Regions from separate parts of the Homo sapiens genome. Here region 1 is linked to region 2. A link is an interaction called in ENCODE POLR2A ChIA-PET data of the cell type or tissue named here. Cell type or tissue: Panc1. All regions are shown on one strand. Links, peaks and the distances in the headings refer to the core of each region. The heading gives the core; the rest is flanking DNA.

Region 1 (4,394 bases), core at 133-4,132, 130 kb after region 2:
CAATGGTCAGTTTGACGTGTCCACTTGGCTAGAGTATTACCACCCAGTTATGGAGTCAAATATTATCTAGGTGTTGCTGTGGAAATGTGGTTTGTAGATGTGGTTAACATCTACCATCAGTTGATTTTAAGTAAGGGGGATTAAAAGGGTGGGCCTCAGCCATCAAGTGAAAGGCCTTATGAGCAAAACCCAACGTTTCTCATAGGAGAAGAAATTCTCCCTCAAGGCTGCAGTATCAACTCCTGCCTGAGTGTCCAGCCTGCAGGCCTGCCCTATAGACTGCAGTCTTGCTAGGCCCCATAATCTTTTTTCCTTTCTTTTTTTTTTTTTAGACAGAGTTTTGCTCTCGTTGCCCAGGCTCACTGCAACCTCCGCCTCCCAGGTTCAAGCAATATTCCTGCCTCAGTCTCCCAAGTAGCTGGGATTACAGGCATGCGCCACCACGCCCGGCTAATTTTGTATTTTTGGCAGAGATGTGGTTTCACCATGGTGGTCAGGCTGGTCTCGAACTTCTGACCTCAGGTGATCCGCCGGCCTTGGCCTCCCAAAGTGCTGGGATCACAGACGTGAACCACCGCACCTGGCCTTAGGCCCCATAATCTTGTGAGCCAATTCCTTAAAACCAATTTCTTATATATAAAAGACACACACACACACACACACACACACACACACACACACTCCTCCTATTGGCTCTGTTTTTTTTGGAGAACCCTGACTGATATATCTTCTAACAATCCTATAATTATTTTCATTTTGCAATTGAGGAATTTGAGCCTCAGAGATGTTAGGAGACTTGTTCACAATCACACAGCTAGTAAAAGGTAGGGCTATGCCAGTTTCTAAGATCTGTACTTTTTAATGTCACAATACATGGACTCATGAGGATAGCTGAAATCCAAGAAGCCCAGCCAGGGCGTTGTGGAGAAATGAGTGCTCAAATACATGTCACCTCTGCCGTCATCTGCAGAAAAGTTCCCAGGAGTCTGGGTTGATGTACAAGTAAAATTCTTGAAGTACAGTTCTCAGAGAACCAGCTTCTTCACAACCTTGACATCACTAACAACCCATTGCTGGCCTGCTGCTGTGCTGGCACCCTCGGCTTTTCTCACCCAAGCTAATCGTGTGTGCATTCTGGCTGCCTGGGCTGCCTGCCTCTCTGTGAGTACCTGGGCCACGGTGCTGCATGGCTGCTGGGTGCTTCAGTGTAAGAGTTGCCTGGTCTGCCTCCTGCATTTCAGTCTAGAAGACAGACCATGTGTAATCTTGCTCACCAGCAGATTCCAAGCATGCAGCTCAGAGCTAGCCACATAGTCTACTTCATCAAACTGTGCAGAAGGAAGGCATGAATGGCTGCTGTGACATTTCCACTTTGCAGGTTGATTTGAACTTTGTCTCCATCCTACATTTTTTCAAAGGTTCTTAAAAGAGGCCAATAGCCCCATGACCTGAAGTCATTACAAATCTAGAGCTTGGATCTCAGCTGCAGGATTAGCTGCCAATGAATGAATGGACAGCCTGCTGCCTGTTATCAGCGAAGTGCCCAGTGCCTTCTTGTGCTGGCCAGGAAGACACAGCTTGAGAACATCACCGTCACTCCTGGGTGGTCTCCTCACAGGAAGTCCACGCTCACACCATGCCCCTTGGAGCATGCTGTCAGAATCAATAAGCTAGAGATGAATTTGCAAAGACCTGTCATTTCACGTGTAACAGGAGCAAACCTTTAGGAAATGAGCATTCCTTTAGATTCAGTAGACATCCGCAGGACAGGCAGAAACTGGCATTTAGGATAAATTGAGCTGGGCTAGAAAGGGCTGGGGAGAGCCAGATGTTTATCACGTGAATGTCAGGCTGTCACCCTGAAACAGCTGGGGAATTCTCACTGAGCTGAGTGATCTGGTGTAACATGTAAAATCATGATAGAAATAAAAAGAATCCTGGCTTGGGATTGGATGATCTAGACAAGTCCTGAAACCTTCCAGGCCTTCATTTCATTATCAGGGTAATCGGTCATCAGTGACATCCCTGGATTTTTGAGATAGGATTGCCTCGAACCTCTGCTTCTACAGCTTCAAGGTCTAAAGTCCTTGCTGCATTTGTGCAAAGCCCTGGAAGCTTCACTCTCGGCTCCCTCCTTCTCTCCCTTCTTGTGGGTGCTGCCTCCCTTTCACTGGGCACCAAACTAGACCCAAAACTCAGCACCTTTGCTTGTTTCCTCTCATGGAATCCATCCACTCTTGTAAAAATCTGCAAACCACAAGGTGAGTATCCCAGCTAGGCAAAGGGCTTCATCGTGTCTGGGTGGTGAGTATATGGGGCCCACAGCTGGCCTCCAGGCACTGCTGCGGTGTCTTTGAGTCCCACAGCCTCACACTGATGCCACCCCCACCTCCGCCAATCTCCAGCACCACACCTGAGACCCTTGAACTCCTGATGTGCCTGAAACCAGAGAAGTTCCTCACCACCCTCTTGTCTTACACCCTGCATGGGGCACCAGGATCCCTTCTTTGTGTGCTCACATCTCTGAGAGGGTTTGGCTAAACAATCAGTCCACTGAGATGCTGGCCTGGGGACAAACCTGCTGTCCACTGCCAGGCCATGTGGAGGAGCTCGCCTGCCTCTGACCACAGAGCCATGCAGGACCCATCTGGCTTCCTCTTCTCCTGCAGGGTTTTTTCTCTCGAGGTTCCTCAGTGGCTTGGTGAATGCAGCTATGGTTATGGTCCTGTTCTCCAGACAAGTGGATGAATCGGGAGTGGATGTAGCTAAAGGTTGAGCAGCGATCTCCACTGTGAAGGAACAAGTGAGTTCTGTATGCTTGAACATCAGGAAGCCTGATTCATGTGCGTTCCAGAACACACCAGCCAGTGATCTTAGGCAAGTCACTCACTTTGCTGAGCCTCAGTTTCCACTTAAAATGGCCATAAGGGCATGTTTTCTATTTATTTCACAGTTTGTATGAAGCGCAAATGAGCACACATGTGTGAAAGAACATAATTTATTTTGCACACAGTCTTCATATAGGGTGTTACAAAAACACAAAACATACAAAAGGAGCCTATCTCTAAATTTTCAGATTGGAGATTCTCCCCCGATGTCTGCCTGGAACAAAGGTATGTTGGGGATGAGCTCTAATTTTGCCCCTTTTATTGAGGGAGAGTCAGAATAAAATTCCAAACTTGCCCACATAGGCAGGAAGCTGAAAGCATTCCTTAACGCTGTCAGTGCTCGGTCAGATTCTCATCAAAAAAGCGTTTAAGCAGCATGACTGAGTTTTAGGTGGTTTTCTAAGGTTGAGATGACATGCACCTGATGTTGAGTTTCTGCAGCTTTTTGTCATGATGGCAATGTCCTTCCTTGCTGAGCCGAGGCTGTGTGTCTGGGGAGCAGTGTCGTGCAGGTAGCCTCACAGTTTACCACTTCAACCAACCCATGTAATGTAGTCAGACAAGCAACAGGAGGGTTGCCTGAGCTTCCCCCTGAGTTGGGGTATCACCCTGGCGTCCATGGGCCCGTTGTTGTTCCTGACTTCCCCATGCATGCTGATTCCTTCTCAGATTTCTCAGCTAGGTCTGTCTCCTGAGCCCTTGCATTTCCCTCGGCACTGTCTGTGAGCACAGTGGTTCTACTTAGTCTATGTTTCTTTATCTTTGGTGTGTTCTGTTCCCTCAATTCTTAGGACAGGAAATCAAGATTTGGTTTAGCAGTGTTAAGTATGAGATGTTCTTTAGGCATCCAAGCTAAGTAGGCAGTTAAATATAGTATTACTGATTTACTGCTGTGTAACAAATTATTCCTAAACTCAGTGGCTTAAAACAACAAATAATATCTTACAGTTTCTGTAGGGGAAGCCATCTGAGTGTGGCTTAGCTGGGTCTTACCTTTAGGTCCATTCCCCAGACTGAGCCAGCACTGATGGCTCAGCTTATCTGCTTAGGAGTTAGCTGCAACCTGTTTGGTTCAGGGTATCTCACAGACTGAACTTGAGGAGCTGTGATCTTATCTGAAGGTTCTTCTGGGGCGGATCTGTTTCTGAGCTCATGCATGTGGCTATTGGCAGGATTGGGTTCCTCCTAGGCTGTTGGACTGAGGGCCTCAGGCCCTCGCTAGCTGTTGGCTGGAGGCTGTCCCCAGTTCCTTGGCATGCGAGACTCTCCCCAGAGTGGCTCACAGCGCAGTAGCCGACCTTCATGAGAGTGAGCAAGTGGGAGAGCAAGAGAGGGCCAGCAAGACAGAGGCCTAATCTCGGAAGCAATCCAGCCCACCCTCAGGAAGCAGTGTGAACACCAGGCAGTGAGGAAGATGGGAGTCATCTCAGGGGCCGCCTAGCACAGCACACAAGCCTGACGTTCTGGGGAGGTGGCTGGGCTCTGAACAGACATTGGCAAGCTGTC
Region 2 (4,394 bases), core at 198-4,197:
CCTTTGGAGTGCCTTTATAGGTGAACCCCAGCATAGCACCTAATGATTTGGAGCAAAGCTGTGTCATTCCCCAAAGATAACTATTCGCCTTTTGAGAAACATCTTCTAGCTACTATCAATAATAAACACAGAATGCATCACCATGGGCCACCGTGTTGTCTTTTGACCTGAGTTTCCATTGTGAACAAGAGTCATTTGATCCAAGGCAGAAAGTTGGGTGCACACAGCAGTGTTCCATCATCAAATGGAATATGAGATTGGGCCCAAGTAGGTCCTGCAGACACAAATAAGTTGCAAGAGCAAGTAGTACAGGCGCTTGGCCTGGCCAGTACTGTTGCCAAGTTGACTGCTTCCCCTCAGTCTGCATCTGTGGCTTCATGGGGAGTTTCCTATGACCACTTGATGGAGGAAAAAACAAATTGGAGCATAGTTTATAGTGCTGGTACTACCCAAAGTGGCTAGCTGAGGCACTACATCTCCACTCTGGGGTGCCCGTGAAGGACAGTGCCAAAGGAAAACCCCCTCAGTGAGCAGAACTTGGAGCAATACAAGTGGGTGTTCATTTTACCTAGAAGAGAAGATGTCCGTGAGTTACAGATCTACACAAAATCACAGAGAGTGGTTAATCGTTTAGTCTGATGGTCAGGGACTTCCAAGAGACATGATTAGAAAACTGGTGACAAGGAGTCCTGGGGAAGAGGCATATGGATACCTCTGAACACACACAAAACATGAGAATATGTATCCCATATGAATGTTAACCAAAGAGCAGCCACAACAGAAGAGGATTTTAAAATCAGCTGAATAAGATGATTCATTCTGACAGCATCAGCTAGTCTCTTTCCCCAGCCACTGTTGCCCAGTGGGCTTACATATATCATGGCCATGGGGGCAGGGCTATGTATGGACACAGCAACATGAATTTCCACTCATCAAGGCCAATTTGGCTCCAGCCATTGCTGAGTGCTCAGCCTGCCAAGATAGAAATCTACGCCAATATGGCACCATTCCCTGGGCTAGAAAACCAACTGGTGGAAGGTTGATTACATTGGACCATTTCCATCATGGAAGGGGCAGTGCTTTGTCTTCCCTGGAATAGACATTTACTCTGGATATGGATGTGCCTTCCCTGACTACTACAATGCTCTGCCAAACCTACCATCCATGGGCTTAATTTTATTTGTTATAAAATTTCAACCACCATTGCTTCTGACCAAGGAAGTAATCTTACAGCAAAGGAAGTACAGATATGAGCTTCTGATCATGGGCTTCACTGGCCTCACAGTGAAGCAGGTGGCCAGATTAGAACAGTGGAATGGATTTTAAAGGCTCAGTTACAGCACCAGCTGGGTAGCAACACCCTGCTGGCCTGGGGTTATGTCCTGCAGGATGCTTTAAGTCAGTGACCAATATATGATGCTATTTCTCCCATTGTCAGGATTCATGGGTCCAAGAATCATGGGGTCAAAATGGGAGTGGCTTTTCTCACTATCACCCTGGTGTTCGGGTAGTAATTTTTCCTTCCCATTCCTGTAACTTTGGGCTCTGCTATTGCAGAAATCTTAGCTCCTGTGGGGGGAATGCTTCCATCAGGGAATACAATGGTGGTTCCACTAAACTGACAGCTGAGTTTGCCATCTCCTCGTGCCAGTGAATACACAAGCAAGGAAGGGGGTTCCTTTCTCACCTAGGGTGACTGATCCTAATTACCAAGGAGAAATTGGACTGCCACTTCACAATGAGGGTGAGGAGTATGTACTCTATGTGTCTGTGATTAATGTCAATAGAAAGTGACACCAACCTAGTACACAGAGGACTGATCATGGTCCAGGCCCTTCAGGAATGAAGATTTGAGTCACCAGGCAAGGAACTTGGACTCACTGAGGAGGGCATATTCCAAGGAGAATATTTTATCTATGTCCATCTATGTCCATCTATATTCCATCTGTGTTCCCCTTGGAATTCCTATTCATGAACATGGGGAATTCCAAGGGGAATATAGAATGAGTAGTGGAAGGTAGTTATAAATGTAAGTCAAAAACCACACAACCAATTTGAGAAATGAGGAAGGTAATAGTGTTGAATATGTCTTCTTTATCTTGATATAAATGTATTTGTGCATATATTAACCAGTTTATTTATTTATTATTATTTTTTGAGATGAGCTCTCGCCATGTTGCCCAGGCTGGTCTTGAACTCCTGGGCTCAACTGATTCTACCATTTAGTCCTCCGAGTAGCTGGGACTACAGGCATGCACCACCATACCCAGCTGACCAGTTTTTTCCTATTCCTCTACTTAATTTCTCTACTATACAACATAATATGTGTTAATGGTAGTTAACTTTATATCTCAGTATTAAGTCACAAGATATCAAAAAGGGAATGCGACTTAGTTACAAGCAGAATGAATATCACTCAAAGATGAATAAAGAGAAGAGGGTTAGTGCATTTTCTGTTGGATGAGAGAAAGTTTCATTGTTAGGCAGAAGCATGATTTTGCCTTTTTTTTTTTTTTCCAAGGTCTCACTCTGTGGCCCAGGCTGCAGTGCAGTGGTGCGATCTTGGCTCACTACAACCTCTGCCTCCCGGGTTCAAGTGATTCTCCAGCCTCAGCCTCCAGAGTAGCTGGGATTATAGGTGCGCCAGGTTAATTTTTGTATTTTTAGTAGAGAAGGTGTTTCTCCATGTTGGCCAGGCTGGTCTTGAACTCCTGGCCTCAAGTGACCCACCTGCTTTGACCTCCCAAAGTGCTAGGATTACAGGTGTGAGCCACTGTGCACAGTCACCACGGTCTTTTTGGGAGGCAACTTTAGCATGGTTAAGAGGTGCGAATGGATGTTAAGCTAACACCAGGTAAGCCCTGGTAGATGTGTATTGTGTCAGTGGGCCTACGCTGGAGCCATGTTTCCCCAAATTCACTTTTCCTATGTACCTCTGGATTAGTGTGGGCCACTGGAGACATTTCACATGAGATGAGGAAGGTGGGAGTGAAGGAGCAGCATCTTTTTACACTAAGCAGGTCGGGGAGGGCATGTGGCTCTGTCTCACATTGTTGGGAATCTGTCCATCATCTGGTTGGCTTAGGTCAGTGGGTGAGTTCACAGCTGTTCCAGCTTCTGCTGGAAACTCCTTCGGTTTCTCTGACTGCTCCGTGATGAGGGCATCAGATTCTCCTGCAGAAAGCCCCAGTGTTGAAGTTGGGGCTTCATGTTGGTGAGTGATAGTTACGGGTTCTAGCCCAACCTGTGGTTTCTTGCAAATTTCAGTGTCAGCTCAGTCTTGCGGGTTTTGGGTTGTCCTTGCTTCCCACACTTCATGCCTTTCTTTCCCTCCTGACAGTCTGCCCTTTAGATTTTAGGATTCAGCACCAGCCACAGAAACAGCAACCTCACTGTTAAGGGTTGAATTGTATCTCCCCAAAAGGTAGGTTGAGGCCCTACCTGCCAGGACTTCAGAATGTAACCTCATCTGGGAATAGCATCATTGCAAATATAATTAATTAAGATGAGGGCATACTGGCTCAGGATGGGCTCCTAATTCAATACAACTAATGTCCTTCTATGACAGCCACAGGAAGACAGAAACGCCAAGGGAGAACACCATATGCTGATGGAGGCAGTGGCAGCTGCCAGCCAAGGATTATAACCAGAAGTCAGGAAAAAGCAAGAAGGAATCCTCCCTTAGTGATTTTACAGGGAGCATAGCCCTGCTGACACCTTGATTTTGGACTTTTATTCCCCAAAACTGTAAAACAATACACTTCTGTTGTTTTAAGCCACTCAGTTTGTGCTACTTTGTTATGGCAACTCCAGAAAACAAAAATACACTCAGACTGTTTAATCAACCTCCATAATTGCATAAGGTCTAATCCCTATAATAAATCCCTTAAAAATGTCTGTGTATATATATTTAAAAATATAAAATATCTTCTAGTGGTTCTGCATCTCTGGTCAATCCCTGACTGATACAGAATATGTATTTTCATTTCTAATGATGAAATACCTGAATGAAATTTCTAGGACATATGGTAAGTGTATGTTTAGCTTTTAAGAAACTGCCAACTTGGGGGAATTGCTTGAGGCCAGGAGTTCAAACAGCCTGGGTAACAGTGATACCCTGTCTGTACAAAATAAAAAATATTAGCAGCGTGTGGTGGTGTGTGTCTGTAGTCCCAGCTACTCAGGAGGCTGAGGTGGGAGATTCACCTGAGCCCAGATCTTTGAAGTTATAGTGAGCTATGATCACGCCACTGCACTCTAGCCTGGGTGACAGAGTGAGAAAGCTGGTCTCTAAAAAACAAACAAACAAAAAAGAAACTGTCAAACTCTTCCCAACATGTTGCCATTTTTACATTTACCATTTTACATTCTTACCAGCAATGATTGATAGTTCC

Evidence for each region. Peaks named below come from ENCODE experiments on the same cell type or tissue, not always from the same donor. Only the 100,000 strongest peaks of a DNase experiment are listed, where the experiment ranks them.
Region 1: POLR2A ChIA-PET joins it to region 2 with 6 read pairs; 3 of 35 experiments call an interaction of 5 or more read pairs at or near these places.

The regions. Positions count from the first base shown.
Region 1 is chr13:30,854,602-30,858,995 of GRCh38, forward strand. No RefSeq gene overlaps it. Among named protein-coding and RNA genes, the nearest start is that of LINC00545, 26 kb to the right of the region's middle. In Panc1, for the core only: no CTCF peak of the experiment used is centred there; no DNase peak of the experiment used is centred there; H3K27ac peaks cover 789 bases.
Region 2 is chr13:30,724,559-30,728,952 of GRCh38, forward strand. It overlaps a transcript of ALOX5AP not described here. Among named protein-coding and RNA genes, the nearest start is that of ALOX5AP, 8.8 kb to the right of the region's middle. In Panc1, for the core only: no CTCF peak of the experiment used is centred there; no DNase peak of the experiment used is centred there; H3K27ac peaks cover 253 bases.